Regions from separate parts of the Homo sapiens genome. Here region 2 is linked to region 1. Evidence: chromatin loops called from intact Hi-C (ENCODE). Cell type or tissue: Caco-2. All regions are shown on one strand. Region 1 overlaps PDE4D (phosphodiesterase 4D). Region 2 overlaps PDE4D (phosphodiesterase 4D).

Region 1 (8,000 bases):
AGAAGGGCAGGGCAGCGCAGGAGGAAGGGAGGGAGGGAGGGAGGGAGGGAAAGAAAGAGAAAGAGAAAAGACAAAAAGAAATATGCCATGGGAATTGCTGCACAAAGCATCTTAATCTAAGTTTTATACTAATCACAGGGCTTCTATTACTCCTACAAGAATTCCTTTACCTTAGCTGGAGAGGTAAAATGAATTGCTAAACACTTAAAAACCAGCATGACTGTACCAAGGAATAAAACATGTTAACTCTGTTTCAGGTGAGTGCTTTCTCCATTACATCAAATTGCCTGCTTACTTAAAATTAATCATAATATTTGAATTAGGATCACGTAATGTAAAAAAATCTCATTTCCCAGAATATTCTACACTAGAAATCAATTTCTCACTATCCTGCTGAAATTTGTCCAAGCAATCTGCATATATTTTTAAATCTATCTTTTTTATCTCTAGTTCAGCATGTGCCATAATGTTCTCTGTGGAGCACCCAACCCCATTACTCTGTAAGCAAACAAAAAGTTAACTATTTAATAAAGTTTGGAATATTTTGCCTATGTATCTCCTTCCTGGATATTTACAATATTTATTTAGCTTCCAGTAATATATCAGTTTAATTTTATGAAGCTCAGCTTATTTGACCATGCAACCATTTTGCAGGTAGTACCTGTTGATATTAGCATTCCACAAAACCTACTTTGGGAAATACTAACCTAGGTTACTAAGGTTCATACTAGCAAGAGATGAATAAGACTAACTATTATAAATAATAATGGAGAAAAAAAGAGCTCCAATGATCTGACACAGAGAAATGGATTTTATGAAGGGACATGATTTCTCAATGAGAAAGAAAGAGGAAACAGAAAACTAATAGTTCCATTGTATTTCCATAGTTAGGGTGGCGTATGGTTAGGATTCTTTGTTCAGTTTTATAAACCTCGTACTGTCATGACTTCATTAACCCAAGGCTAAGCTGTAATTCTAAAAGGTATATATATATTTAAAAATTGACAAATAAGAATGTATATATTTATGATGTAAAACATTTTATTTACATAGATGTATACATTGTGAAGTGGCTAAATCAAGCTAATTAATATATACATTACCTCACAAACTTATCTTTTTTTGTGGCAAGATCACTAAAAATCTACTCTTTTAGCTATTTTCAAGTATGCAATGTATTGTTGTTAACTATAGTCACCCTGAGGTACAATAGATCTCTGGAACTTATTCCTCCTGTTTAACTGAAATTTTGTGTCCTTTGACTAACATTGCCCCAGTCTTCAGCCCCCACCCATCAGCCCTGGTTAACAACCATTTTATTCTGTTTCTATGAGTTTGACATTTTTAGCTTTCACATTTAAATGAGATCATGTGGTGGTTGTCATTCTGTGCCTGACTTATTTCACTTAACATAACGTCATCCAGATTCATCCATGTGATCCCAAATGACAGGATTTCCAAAATATATAAGGAACTCAAAAAGGTCAATAGTATGAAAACAAATAACTTGATTAAAAAACAAGAAAAGGATCTAAACAGATGTTTCTCAAAAGAAGCCATACCAATGGCCAACAGGTATATGAAAAAAATGTTCAACATCACTTAATAATCAAGGAAATGCAAACTAAAACCACAATGAGATATCAACTCATACCTGTTAGTACAAAAAAGATGAAAGATGGCAAGGATGTGGAGAAAAGGGAAGATGTTTACACTGTTGGTGGGAATGTATATTCACATAGCCATTATGGAAAACAGCATCGAGGTTCTTTAAAAGCTAAAAATAGTACTACCATATTATCCAGCAGTTTCACTACTAGGTATATATCCAAAGGAAGTGAAATCAGTGTGTCAAAAAGATATTTGCACTCCCATGTTCATTATAGCATTATTTACAATAGCAAAGATACAGAATCAACCTAAGTGTTCATCAACAATGAATGGATAAAGAAAATGTGGTACACACACACACACACACACACTCACACACTAGAATTCTACCCAGCCCTGAAAAAGAAGGAAATCCATAATAACATCTTTTATTTTGGATAGAATGGACATCAAGGGTATTTGTGACAGATATACCATGAATGACATGAACCTAATATTAAATATTTATTTTTGTTGATGTAAGGAACATTAATAGCCTAGAAACTATAAGTTTTAAGATTTAGCTTAGGAACTCAAACGATGTAGCAAATATATTTCATCATGATTTGATCTATCTATATCAATCTTATAAAATTGTGTGAGCATGAGGTTTTGGGGATGAAGAGATAATGGAATCAAATTTTAGCTTTTACCCCCAAACCTTCTAGACTTTAATTGTATATTATGTAAAATGTAAGTATTTAAAATATGAAGTTCATGAATGGGTTCATGAGTCAACCGCAGGGGAGTTGGTGAAGCCCCTGAAACTATATGAAAAATTGTGTGTACATTTACATTTTTCAAGAGAGATTTGATCTAGTCAAATTTTCAAAGCACCCTGAGATACCCAAAAAGTGATAGACCCCTTAAAGAGATAATCTCTAAGAATTCTGTCTCCTTTTTCATTAACAGTTTTATAAGCTTTCTTATGAAAAGTATGTCATGTTTATGATATTTAGTAATTTCTTTGCTGAGCCTTCATTTTTAGCTATTCAAGAAATTTAAAAGTAAATTGTAAATATTACAATTAGTTTCTAAGGATTGTTTAAAATATCATTAATTATATAAAATTTTAATATATATTTTCAGTTCTTCAGCTAGGACAGACAGAGCCTCTTTAAAAGATTTTATTTGATGCTGGGAAGGGTGCTGGGAAAAGAGAACTCCTATACACTGACGATGGGAATGTATATTAGTACAGCCATAATAGAAAACAGTATGGAAGTTTCTCAAAAAACTAAAAATAAAACTATCATATGATCCAGCAATCCCACCACTAGGAATTTATTCAAAGGAAAGGAAATCAGTATATTAAAAGTACACCTGCACCCCCATGTTTATTGCAGCACTATTCACAATAGCCAAGATATGGAATCAACCTAAGTGTCCTTGATGGAACTGGAGGTCATTACAATAAGTGAAATGAGCCAGGCACAGAAAGACAGATATGGCATGTTGTCACTCATATGTGGGAGCTAAAACAGTGGATCTCTTGGAGGTAGAGAGTAGAATGATGGTTACCAGAGGCTGGGAAGAGAGAGGTGGGATGAAAAGAGGTTAGTTAATGGGTACAAGCATATAGTTAGATAGAAGAAATAAGTTCTAGTGTTCGATAACACAGAAAGGTGACTATAGCTAACAATAATTTATTGTATATTTCAAAATATCTGGAAGAGCTGAAGTGTTCCCAACACAAAAAATAATAATCGTTTGAGGTGATGGTTATCTTAAATACCCTGATTTGATCATCACACATTGTATGCATGAATCAAAATATCACATGTACCTCCTAAATATGTATAATTATTATGCATCAATACAAATATTTACAGTAAAAAGGAGATTTGAATTGTAAGAAAAAAAGAGAAGAAATTCTATTTTTGCAACTTATAATAGTTATTATTTGTGTGAGATACTCACTTGCCCACAAGATGGCGCTCTCTAATTTTGGATATACTATTTTCCCAAACCAATTTCTCAAGAAGTTATTTCTAAAGTGTTCTCTTCCCTGAAAAATAATATTTACAATAAATTATTCTTCACTACTGTTTGATTTTCATGCTTGAACATCTAACAATGCATGACAAAGTATATGTTAATGTTTTTGTGTGAGTGGATTGATGAATGGATGTTTCAGACATTCACAGAATGTTTACTAAATTTCTGCTGCATAAACAGCTTTGCACAGTGGATTTATAAACAAAGAAACAAAAGGTGTTAAAGTATAAAGAGCAAATCAGGGTTACTATTTTTCAAGTTAATATTTTTATATCCAAGAGTTTCATATTTAAATGAAAAATGATTGTTATAGACATGTAAATGTACAGCAAAGAGAAGACATCGGTTCAGTTAGGTAAAAGACCTTATAAGTTGTTGTGACTTATGAAGAACTTTAAGGTTTGTATGAGAAGGAGGTAAGGGGAAGATATTTAAGAGGCGGCAAATAACATAAGAAATAGCTTGAAATTATGTAGTCATGCCATCCCAAAATAAAATGGCCTCCCATTAGATAAGGCTAGATGAGTTACAGAGGGTGGTAAAAGTCACTCCAAGAGGAAGAAAAGGTAACTAATATTTACTGAGAACATAATATAACTCATACTGTTATTTAATGATCTTTCCCCACCCTTGAAAATACGTGGATGTGCCTCTTATTAGAGTGTTAGAATTATGGTGCTATATTTGGATATTTTGAGTAGGTTGCACTTCCCTAAATGTTGTACTAAATCCCAGTATACAGTCACCAGAGGAATAGAGATTTCCCAGAGAGGAAATCAGAGTTAAGGAGGTGAGCCTTAAGTAAGCATAGGAGGAGACTAAACTTCTCTGTCTTGATTCTCAATCTCTTGAGTAATGACTATGTCTTGTGGAGCCCTCTCTTGTGGGAAAGTTAAAGATGGCCTCTGCTGTCCAGTGTGAAGAGGGAGTCAGAAGAAGAGTTTCTCCTAGGGGACTTCATTTGAATAAGATATCTCCTATGATAGAACAAATTATCTAGTTTCATGTTACTTTGATTCTACATAGTTTGTCAGTAAAGTGTTGCTTTAAAATTCCTGCTTTGTCTCAGCTGTTAAACAAAGAAAAGGATTTTTTTAAAACCCACATTTAGATCAAATTGACTTAAAAAGAGTACCTGTCTGTCCAAAGGATGATGGTAGTGAGAACAACAATGAGAAAGACCCTGAAAAAAAGAATTCTGCTTCTCACTGATCTCTCTTTCTTCCCTTATTCCCCTAAAGTCATCTCCAAATTAGGAGTCAGAGGGATCTTGTTAACATCTGTTTAAAGGTCTTTGTTTAATAAGGCAAAGCCACTAGTAAGATGAATAGAGCTCTGAGTCCCCTTCTGTTTCATCTCCAACTTTTTCCCTTATTCTCCACTTTGCTACTTCACTCCAGCCACCAGGACCTTCTTACTGTCCCTCCATGATGGCAGGAGGACTTTTTGTACCTCCTTCATGTTTGCTCACATGCTACCTTCTGAATGAGGTCTTTCCTAACACCACTTAAAATTCCACCACCCACCACACACACATTCGTTAACCTCTTCTCTAATACACTTTTCTTCATGGTATTTATCACAAAATCTTCCCCATACATATTTTTAAATATAGATATATAAATAAATATATATTTCTATATATTACATATATATATAATATATAAATTATTTTCATCTTTCACTCCCAGCTGGAATATAAACTCCACAAGGGTAGAATTTTTGTCTGTTTCATTCACTGCTGTATTTTTTTTTACAGTACAGAGAAGAAAGCTCAGAACATAGTATGCCTTCTGTGATAATCCTGAGTGTGAACTTGAGTGGATGGAAGGATACAAAGTATTGATCCTGGGTGTGTCTGTGAGGGTGTTGCCAAAGAAGATTAACATTTGAGTCAGTGTGCAGACCCACTCTTAATCTGGGTGGGCACAATCTAATTAGCTGCCAGCGCTGCTAGAATATAAGCAGGCAGAAACATGTGAAAAGAAAGACTGGCCTAGCCTCCCAGCCTACATCTTTCTCCCATGCTGGATGCTTCCTTCTCTGAAATATTGGACTCCAAGTTCTTCAGTTTTGGAACTTGGACTGGCTCTCCTTGCTTCTCAGCCTACAGATGGCCTATTGTGGAACGTTGTGATTACGTGAGTTAATACTTAATAAACTACCCTTTATATATATGTGTGTGTGTCTATATATATATATATATATATTCCATTAATTCTGTTCTTCCAGAGAACCCTAATATACCTTGTCATATTTATTGAATCAACTTTTTAAAAGTCTAATTTCTGTGTTCTCTTGAAAAATCAGAAAGCCTGCCAACCCTGGCCTATATTTTCACATGATAACAACTGTGAGGAGCTCAGAAGTCACTGCGCATGCAGGTGAGGATATATCTATACCCTCCTTGCCCAGGATCCCCCTGCCTTCTCCATTTGAATAGCTCCTGGCTCCTGCAGATATGTGAGTTGTGACCTGCTGGAAGAGTCCTGAAAGGGAGAGTGACAGGATCAAATGAAGACTTTCAGTAAGTCACCTGGAAATAGTGTGTAGGATTAATTTAACGAGTCTGGAGGTTGATGCCTGTTAGTATCTGCTGTCGAAGTCCTGGCATGAATGGATGAGGACCTATGTGATGTGAACTCAGCTGAAGAATGAAAGACAGGGGAAGTAGAGTTTGAAGAAAGGATTAATTGAACCTGAGGATGGATTGGATATTAAAAATGAATGAAAAGAAAAAGTAATGATGACTAAAATTTCTAGACTGGATAATTAGGAAAATGTTAATTTCTGATGTAAAAGGGAACTCAGGAAAGAGTCAACCTAGGACAAAAATCAAAAGACCTACATATGGAAAGAAATATACTGATTTGAGTGAACCCAAGCAGAGTTTGAAGACACAGATTCAAAGGTATTTGACAACAAAAAAAGGACTTTGAGATCAATGCCAGAGATGGGGACTCAATTTTGCATACTGCTTATATACTGCCTACGTAAAGGCACTTTATGATAAAGAACATCTCAAAAAAATAACATATAGAACAAGGGGCAAAAATAGGGGATAAAAGAGATGATTCCCAATTATTGGTCAAGTGGTTGGAGTGAGAATTAAAGGCAAAATTCCTCTTCTCCCCCTCAAAATTACACACAACTACACAAACATATGTGTTAATGATTTTAGTGTGTTGAATCTGGCTGCTTCCACACTGCATGCATCCTACCTTTCTCCATTCACACCTGAGATAATCTCATTCTAGTGAAGTCTTACATTATAAATGACAACACCAATATTTAGGGACGTTCCTCTTTTTTCTTCACTGACTTTGCCTTTCCAAACAATATACTTTGTGAATCCTCTGAGAAAAAAGAAAGTAGTTTGATCTGCTGGTTTTTAGGACAATAATTTTTAAAGGACTTGTTATTTTTGGTTCAGACACCATGCAAAACTCATCTTCAATCAAGGGCAGGTGCCAGGTACAGCATCAAGAAAGTAACAGGTGGTTTCTCTTCCTCTCCTTTCCTCTAAAACATGAATAAAACAAAAGTTTTAGCATTTCAGAAATAATCTTTTTAATTAAAAGTGGAAGATAAATGTGATAAAAGTTTTCTTTGAGCTCTTGAAAACAAGTTCATTCTATAAGGGTTAGAAATAGTATTTTTTATCTGTCACTAGAGCCATTGTACTGTGGGGCCTAATGTTTCAGATTTTGGATACTCATTTCTTTCGATTGAAGGTGTCATCAGGTGTTTTCCACCTTTAGTGATCTCAAGTGGTTCCCCTTCAGTTGCTAAAATATACTGTGTCGTTTGAGCAGTCCAAGACCCACAGAGATCTGCTATCTATATTGGCAGATAAATGACAGCAGATGGAATTGAGGCTGTGTTCTGTCTCATCGGCAAGCCTGCAGCCTTAGAAGAAGAGATGTGCCCCTGAAGCATTATGCAGGTTGCTCATCCAGAATCAGTGTCACTGTCATAGTTTGTGAAAGGGAAATTGGCAAATCTCTATACATAATAGGCAAAATGCAACCCTCTCAATTCTCAAAGGCATATTCTCTTCACTCACATTTTTGTCTTTTTGCTGAAGGGAGGTTTCTGGGCCAAGATGTTCTGACAGCCTGGTATTTTCTTTTTTTGCCCAATGTGTAAGAAGATAATTAATGTTACCATTAATGCATGCAATGACATTAGTATCAATTCCCTTAGTGATATATATGCACTAGGAAATGAACACAAAAGTTAATTAACAATTTATTGAGCATATACTATATTACAAGTTTACTATACAATTGTGCTTTATTACTATTGGTGAAAATAATGAAAGATGGCACTTTTCTATTCTTCACCATATA
Region 2 (8,000 bases), 200 kb after region 1:
TGCATTTCCCTTCTTTCAACCATGCCATACTTGTTCCTGAATGCCAGGCTATCTCTCCATTCTAACAACTAGCCAGAAGGAAAAATAAGAAGAGCTATATAGTACTTATCTATCCAGTGAGGCAAACCCTTATCTTTGTTTGGCTTGGCAGTAAAAAGACTGAAAAGTGTAATGGAAAGAAGCCTTCGCAATAAAATCCTCCAGCTAATATTTCTAATGTAGCTTCAAAGAAGAAACACACATTCTTCATACCACTCTTTTAGCACGGAAGGGGTAGTGTTCTATTAAACCAAGTAATAGGACCACTTATTAACTTTAACTCATAACTGATAAAGAGTGAATTTGTAATACTATTGCTCAATAATCAACACACCAGCCCTAGGGCAGGTGGATGAGAGTACAAGTAGGAACTCTGTGCACAGGCTTCTATTTCAATTACTACTTCTGGTAAAATTTGAAGACTACCCTAGACCTCCTGTGTCTCAGCTTTTTCTCATTCTTGCTTCTCAAAAAGCAGGACAGAAAGAGGACCAGCACATGCCAAGTCCCGCCTCTCCAAAGGGTACAGAGCCTTTCTAGAGATGAGCTAGGGCTCGTGAAACCAAAGCACATATGTCTTTTACAATGTTTATTATTCCTTAGCACTGGCCTGTTGCCAACTTCTGATCGGTCCCTTCACGAAGAAAAGGCTCTAAATGTGAGAATGAGGATAGGGGGAGTCTTTGGAGATGAAAAGAGCAATTTGGCGAGACCTTTATTCTAAGCACGATAATTCACGAGCCTGAAATCTCACCCTATAGGGGCTCTTACAGTAGGACAAAGGGAAAGAGGGTTTTCTGTCAACAAACCCCTACAATCTCTTACTGCAGTACTGGAAGGGGAGGCTATAAATAAGAGGAAAACAACAACCATTGAGAAAGTCAAGAACCAAGCACAAAATTAATTAGGTCACCTGGAAAAAAACCACCACCTTCTTCCTTTGAGTCCAACATCATATTAATGAATCCCTGCAAGGGGCCCAGGAAGAGTAGGAGTTATACAGAGCATTAACATTCTACATTGGCTTAGTTTGGCCACAACAACAACAACAGATTGGTACGACATGCAGTGAAGCAGATGAAGGGTTACCTAACTCCAGGCACAAAAGAAAACCAACAGGACTCTCAACTTCTCCATACAGCTTTCAAACATATGTATTACAGATCTAGAGGAGCATGAATAAGCAAATTTGCATTCTTTCCAAAACTTCAGAGTTGAATAGCTTATTTCTTTCCAGTCAAAAGTATAGGTGAGGCTAATGCAATAAAAATAAAAAGTGCTTATAATTGCAGGCATTCAAAGAGTACATGGATCCTATGTATTACAACATAAACAAATGGGCTTAAACAGCAGAACTTAGGTAGAACAAAAACTGTTGCTTTGTAGCAAGGTACACTTGATAGAAAGGAGACTGGTAATTTCCCCTCCCAAGCAAATCTTAAGAGGTATAAAATGAACTCTGAAGAAAAGCCTAAGGCATAGAAGAAAAATAATTGACAAATGCCTACTACGTGCCAGGAACTGTTTCCAGGATCTTTTAATCTCAAGATTAAAGACTATTGATGTAAATTTGTCTGTAAGAATAATGAGGACCTTATTGCTGATGCCTGACCCTCACCAACAGAACAAGCAAGGCAATGGCACCAAGGCTCCCCCTGACTAGGAAACTCTGGTGATGCAGTTGGAAGTGGGCCACCGAGGTTTGCAGGCATGTCACCCAAGCATTCTAGAGACTGGGGATAGTAGCTCTGGTCAGCAAAAAAGGTAGATACGCCACAGCATCGACTCTGGATGGATCTGGTGTTGTTAGAAAATAAGCACCTGCCTAGAGTGGGAGAGGATGCCTCCCATCCTTCTCTGCAATGGATTTTTTAGCTGAAAGCCGAAAACTCTGTAACAAACCAGCAGGTGATTTTGGTGGTACCTTAAGCTCTCAGGGAGCTTTCATTTGAGACATTGTCATAAAAGCAGCTGGAAAGCCCTCCGAAACCTATATTTAGGTATCTATTATTCATCCAGAGTCCAGCCAGAACATTTACCTGAAAGATATACTTTCAAAATCAGACAAACTGCATTTCCAAAACAACCCATGTTAGCAGACACTAAGCCTTAACATGTGCCTTTATTATGCATTCACAAAGTTTCTGCTATGAAAGTCAGAATCCAGCTGACCCTAAAGGTATGGCAAAAACAAGCAATTTTAAAATAATGACCTTTTGCTCTTATAAATACCCTCAGCAATGAGTTCCTACACACATTTAGTCATAAACTCCAGCAAGAAATGGCACATGATATCACATGTCCAGGGACCTGAATGCATTGCATTGAACCTTAATAGATGACCAAATATCAAGGCACTAAGCAAGTTCTATGAGAGCCTGAGCACTTCCTGATTCATATGTTAGAATTCTACTAGAATTCTACTGGTTCATTCTGGTAGAAATATTTCTTGAATAGCTAAAATATCCTTAACTGTGAGGCACCAACACATTTTAGCATTATTTTAAAATTGAGTCAACATTCTAAGTTTCCCTTAACCTTCTTTTAGAAATTCAGACAAATTGATATATCAGAAATTCATGTGTGCCCTTCCCCAGGGAATTTTCAAATAAAAATAGCAAAACAACAAAAAACAAACCCTAAGCCTCATCTTTAAAAAAATTTATTAAATTGTTGCCATTCTCAAAGTTTTTTTCTTCCTCCATGAAATATTAGCAATTTAAATGTTCTCAAGTCCTCATGCTTGACTTATTTGGGGATGCTTCATATTAACAAAGTATTTTTATTGCATAACCATTACTTTCTCAGACAATATTCGGTTTTGCACAGTTTACTTTTCATTCTCACTTGATACCAATACTCTAGTTCAAGACAAATCCTCATCTGGTACCTGTCACGGAATTTGATAATTCTGAGTTTTACAAACTGAAGGGAATATTGATTACTCACCATATCCAGGAATGCCTTCTAAAGGGAAAATTATTCACGTGCATCATGTTCGCAGATCTTCTGTCATTAATATTTTTCTTGTCTCCTACGTTACATGTAGTGATTTTTACAGATGAATTCCAACTCTCTTGTTTGAGCAGCTATCGTGGGCAATTATTGCAACAAGTATTGAATCCCAAAAAAAAAAAAAAAATCTCCCCCCACCAATAAAAACAAATAGCAATTACAAAAGGCCTTCCAGGATTTGAAAAAAGAAACATCACAGAGCACTGCAGGTATGGGTCCATCCATTTAGGTTCCACTAGTTAGTCAACATACTAAAATAACCAGTTCAACTAATAATCCTAAATGGTGGCAAATATTGTCCTGGTAAAATCTAACCGCCTTGAGTGTAAATTAATGCATCCTTAAGGAAGGACTCTGGAATGTGGGAAGAAAGGAGTCAAAAGACAGTTTCTTGATATCCTTGTTAAAGAAGTGTTAGAAGGGAAATGGAAAACTTCAGGTTGCTTTGCCATGCTGTCCTTTAGAAATGAATATTGCTTTTTCTTCTTTCTTAGGCACATATTCATGTATGGTCACTTTAACGCAGTGCTACCGTCTGAGACGTGTCGGACAAAGGCCTGGGCAGAGGGGCTAGAAACCATGTATCACCAAAGCCAACTTCTTTCCCAGATTTCAGAATTGCTGGTTCAACTGCAAAAGTAGGAAGGCAATGAGTAATTTCTGCTCTGCAGGACAAGATTACCATTAACTACCATCATGACTTCAGAAGATGCTGTCACGATGAAATTCATTTCTGCTGCCTAACCCCATAATAAGGCTGGCTGTTCTCTTTAAGTAAAATGACTAAGCTATTGATCTTTTCACTGCAGAATCCCCTTTATTTTGTTATTATCAAAACCATGTGGGAGCTTTTCATATTTTGCCTTGGAAAGAAAATGAATTTCACAGCTGCAAGTCAGACGTTGTCTAAGAATTCTTCCCCCGATGTCTTTCTTTTCTTTTTTTTCCTCTCTCAATCTCTTTTGTTTTTCACCCCAAATTCAGTTTTCCAATAGGTGTCATTTATTCTGATGCTCTGACATCTTCTGAAAGATTCTCATGCCCAAGCTATACAGACCTTGCATGCTTTTAAAACACAATGGCAACAGGCTCCTGCTGGAGTCCCCCAGCGCCGAATTTCCAGCAGAACCTTTGGAATCCTCGCAGCCGCCTTGTCTGCCCTGGGCTGTGCCGCCCCAGCTCTGATCAGCTCAGGACACTTGCAGGCTCCGTGGTACTGTACATTAACTCTGCAGCAGCCTGGCTCAGCTGCAGAGACTGCTGCCTGACAGGGGATGTGCTGGCGTCAAGGGGGCCCTCTAGGTGGGTTCCCAGACATTGCAGAGCCGCGCACTCCTTGCTAACCTCCAAGTAAGAGCAAGCAAAAGGGGTTAAAGGAATAGCTCGCCCTGGAAGAGCAGACTTCTTTCAGTAATTACCAGGCAAGAAAAGCTAAACAAGGAGAAGCCTGTAAAACACCTCACAGGGAAATTACGCCTTAAACAAATACGGAGGGAGGATTTTTTGTTTGCTCGTTTTCCTTCTTACCCAGTGAAAAAAAAAGAAATAAAAGAAGTCCAGAGATAATTTGCAAATGATAGAGTTTGGTGGATTTCACTCCTTAAAAAAAAAGCACCGGGGTGGGGAAGCCTTGTTTACTTGATGATTTGTAACCATTTAGCTGCAGATGACCACATGGTGATTTTTGGACAGGAAATCCTATGGAAGCCGGTTCTGCAGAAGTCAGTTGTACTTCAATTGCAATTGCGCATGCCATAAAACTGCTTGTTTGATTAGGGGGTGTGTAGATATGAGGAATGCTGAGATAAAACGTTGCAATCCCTATCACTGATGTTTTGCATTTCTTCATGCTTGCTCCTTTGTTGCAAAAATTCTGTTCAATAATCCCCCAAAAGCACCCCATCACTGTTGATGCCATTTTGGAGCAAGAATAAAATAGTAAACTCTTGTAATAGTAGGTTGGCACTTAAATGGTATTTGTTTGAAATCAGTGGGAGAATGGACTTTGCAGTAGAAGTACACTCAACATTAATATACCACTTTTAACTTAGGTATTTAAAAAGGCTTTTACGCAATTGCTTGATATTAAATGGAATACCGGCAACATTTAATATAACATGCTATTATCTTCATTTAGGATTTCCCCAGTGAGGTCCTGTCATTGCAGAAAATATTACCCAAGATTGGGTGGAGGGCATGTCCCATAAATTCAAAACCTAGTATAAAGAAAACTAATCTTAAAAACCACCATAATTTGGAGAATTTTCATTTTGATCAAAAGATGATCCTAAAAGGAGGATTCCTAGGAGGAAGAAGAACTGGGTGATTCCTTAAAAGCAATGTGAACTTGTAGGTTCAGAAAGATGCCACTACAGCATAAAAGAATCTTGAGAATATTTGTTGAGATTTCCTGTAGCCTAGGCAGTGTCCTCATGACCCCTTTTTGCTAAAGGGACTAAATCTCTTCCATAAGGTCATTTGTAATCTGGCCCAGAAAACTTCAGCCTACATTGTTTTTAACAAGCTTTGAATGTTTTGAATCAAGTAATTAAAATTTTGATATTATATTAGACATTTAAATATTATTATTTAAGAGCTAGGAACATCTACAATGCCCCAGGTCCCATTCTAAGATAGTTACAGTATTACCCCATTTAATCCACACAACAGCACTATGAGTTAAGGACTGTTACTAGCCCTGTTCTCCAGATGAGGCTATTGAGGCACTCAGATGTTAAGTAGCATGTCTGAGGTTAAATATCTAGTGAGTCACTATCTGAATCAAGGAAGTCTGGCTCCAGAGCCTGTACACATTACCACAATATTCTAGCACCTCTGTAATCATAATAATACCACCTTGTTATACTTTTATACTTTCTAAAATATTATTGTTATATGTATTATTTTGGCATCACAGAATTATGCTGAGGAGATTAAGACATTTATTATGCCCATTTTGGAGATGCCAAAAAGATTGTATTTGTTCATTATCAGGCATCTTGTGAGCAGTAGATCTGGAAGAGAATTCAAATTATTTGACTCTGGTTAGTGATCTTTGATCATGATGATGATAATGATGGGTTTTAATTATTTTAAAACTAACATTCAGTCCTTATACAAGAGAGTAGGTCTCCATAGAAAGTAGCAAATGCAAAGATTTTTTAAAAAGATGTAAAAATATATTTTCCTTTGTAATGAACATCATTTATCTGACATTATTTTCTTAGTCCATTTTATTCTACTCTGTTCATATGTCAAACCATCACCTATGGGTGATAGGATAGTAAGAATACCTCTGAATCTTTCTCCACTACCACACAGTTCAACATTCAATACTTGTTAGCTACATTTCCATTTGCGGGCAATGATATAAGCAAAGCACTTTATAAATAAAATACAAATGATTTGGCCATTAAACTACTAAATATACTTAAACTAAGAGGACATTTTAGCTGAATATTTTTAAAGTGAATTTTCGTTGGATTTTTATTTTTATACATGCAACTGTCTAGAATAAAGTCTAACAAATTAGAACAAAAGGAAACACAACTGAGAAACTATGATAAATAACAGAAAAGCCAAATTTCTGCTTGAAAGATAGCAAAGAAAAAACTGTAATTTATTTCACAGTTCAGAGAATCAAGACTACACATTATTAAACAATCCAAAATTGAATATTTTTGCAGACATAAGGCAACAAATATAAAAGAATAGGCTTGCTTAGAAAATAGAAATAACTCATTTCCAGCATTTTATTCCATTTATATTAGAAAGAGGGTCTTAAGAGTTATGTCTACTAATTTATAGGCTGATACTTTACAAATTTAATACTTCCTACATGTATGGCCTTCAAGAAACAACAGTTAGGCAGAACTAATAGGTTTGTAATCTAAAAACAAGTTGTCAAAAATGAAAAAATGTTGTTGGGTTAGGGTAATGCTAATCTATTTTGTTACACTAAAAGATAATCATCCTTTCATGAAACTTTTAAGAAATATCAGGAAGCCAGTTCTGGTTGCTCATGCCTGTAGTCCTAGCTACTTGGAAGGCTGATGCAGGAGGATAACTTGAGCCCATTTCAAGACCAGGCTGGGAAACATAGACTCTGTCTCTAAAAAAATTAAAAAGAAATATCAGGAGTAACCATAAAAGATTATCTTTATGGCTAATCTCAGCCCCATTATTTTTATCAATACAGGAGTGCGAATTATTAGCAGGGCACCACAAATTGGCATAACCTCAGTGAAGTCCCTGCAGCTATGGCATAACCTCAGCTCTACTAGAGCAAAGACTGGTTTGTTGTTTTGTTTTGTGTTTTTTTTTAAATTTTAATCCCACAGCAAGCACAAGAGTAAGTGAACTTATATTAACTACCCTTAAATGAGGCTGATTCAATAAAAAGCTCAATTAATTGATAAACTACAAACTCAGAGCAAACCAAAATACTTTCAACATTTTCATTGAAAGATCGCTTAATGCATCCAGAATCAGAGCCAGAAGTATTAACTAGCCGGTGTCCCACGTCCTTTTCCAATAAAACCCTTTTCTCTCATGGTTATAGGGTTATGCTCATAAGAGTGAAGGTTTTCAAACTAAGTTTCTGGGAACCCTATGGTTTTTCAAAGTTGCATCAGGTCAGCTGAGGGGCAAGGTACTTTGTGCTGGGTCTAGGAAGCCAGGTACTTTGTGCTGTTTCAACAAGAGCTCTTCTGCTTTAACTAGTTTTATCTCAAAGTTTGATAATACATACAAAAAAAGTCTGGCTCTTTAAAAAAAATTACAAAAATGTAACAGTAGAAATACAGAATTAATACTTTCTACACAAATTCTTATCTCTGTAATATCAGTTTCAGTATTTCATCCTCTTAAAATGCCTTCAACTTACACACTTCCTTCACAATGAGCATAAAAGAATGATTAAGTTCAACCTTTATGCTAGTATAAGC

The links. Peaks named below come from ENCODE experiments on the same cell type or tissue, not always from the same donor. Only the 100,000 strongest peaks of a DNase experiment are listed, where the experiment ranks them.
Region 2: it touches region 1 in a loop (4-fold over the local background); 2 of 110 quality-filtered maps call a loop at or near these places.

Annotation. Positions count from the first base shown.
Region 1 is chr5:59,386,667-59,394,666 of GRCh38, forward strand. All of the region lies in intron 1 of PDE4D (phosphodiesterase 4D), which reads right to left. Among named protein-coding and RNA genes, the nearest start is that of MIR582, 310 kb to the right of the region's middle. In Caco-2, a CTCF peak has its summit at 3,578 (motif pointing right); no DNase peak of the experiment used is centred here.
Region 2 is chr5:59,583,341-59,591,340 of GRCh38, forward strand. All of the region lies in intron 1 of PDE4D (phosphodiesterase 4D), which reads right to left. Among named protein-coding and RNA genes, the nearest start is that of MIR582, 120 kb to the right of the region's middle. In Caco-2, a CTCF peak has its summit at 4,341; DNase peaks (open chromatin) are centred at 4,331 and 4,792; H3K4me3 peaks cover 681 bases.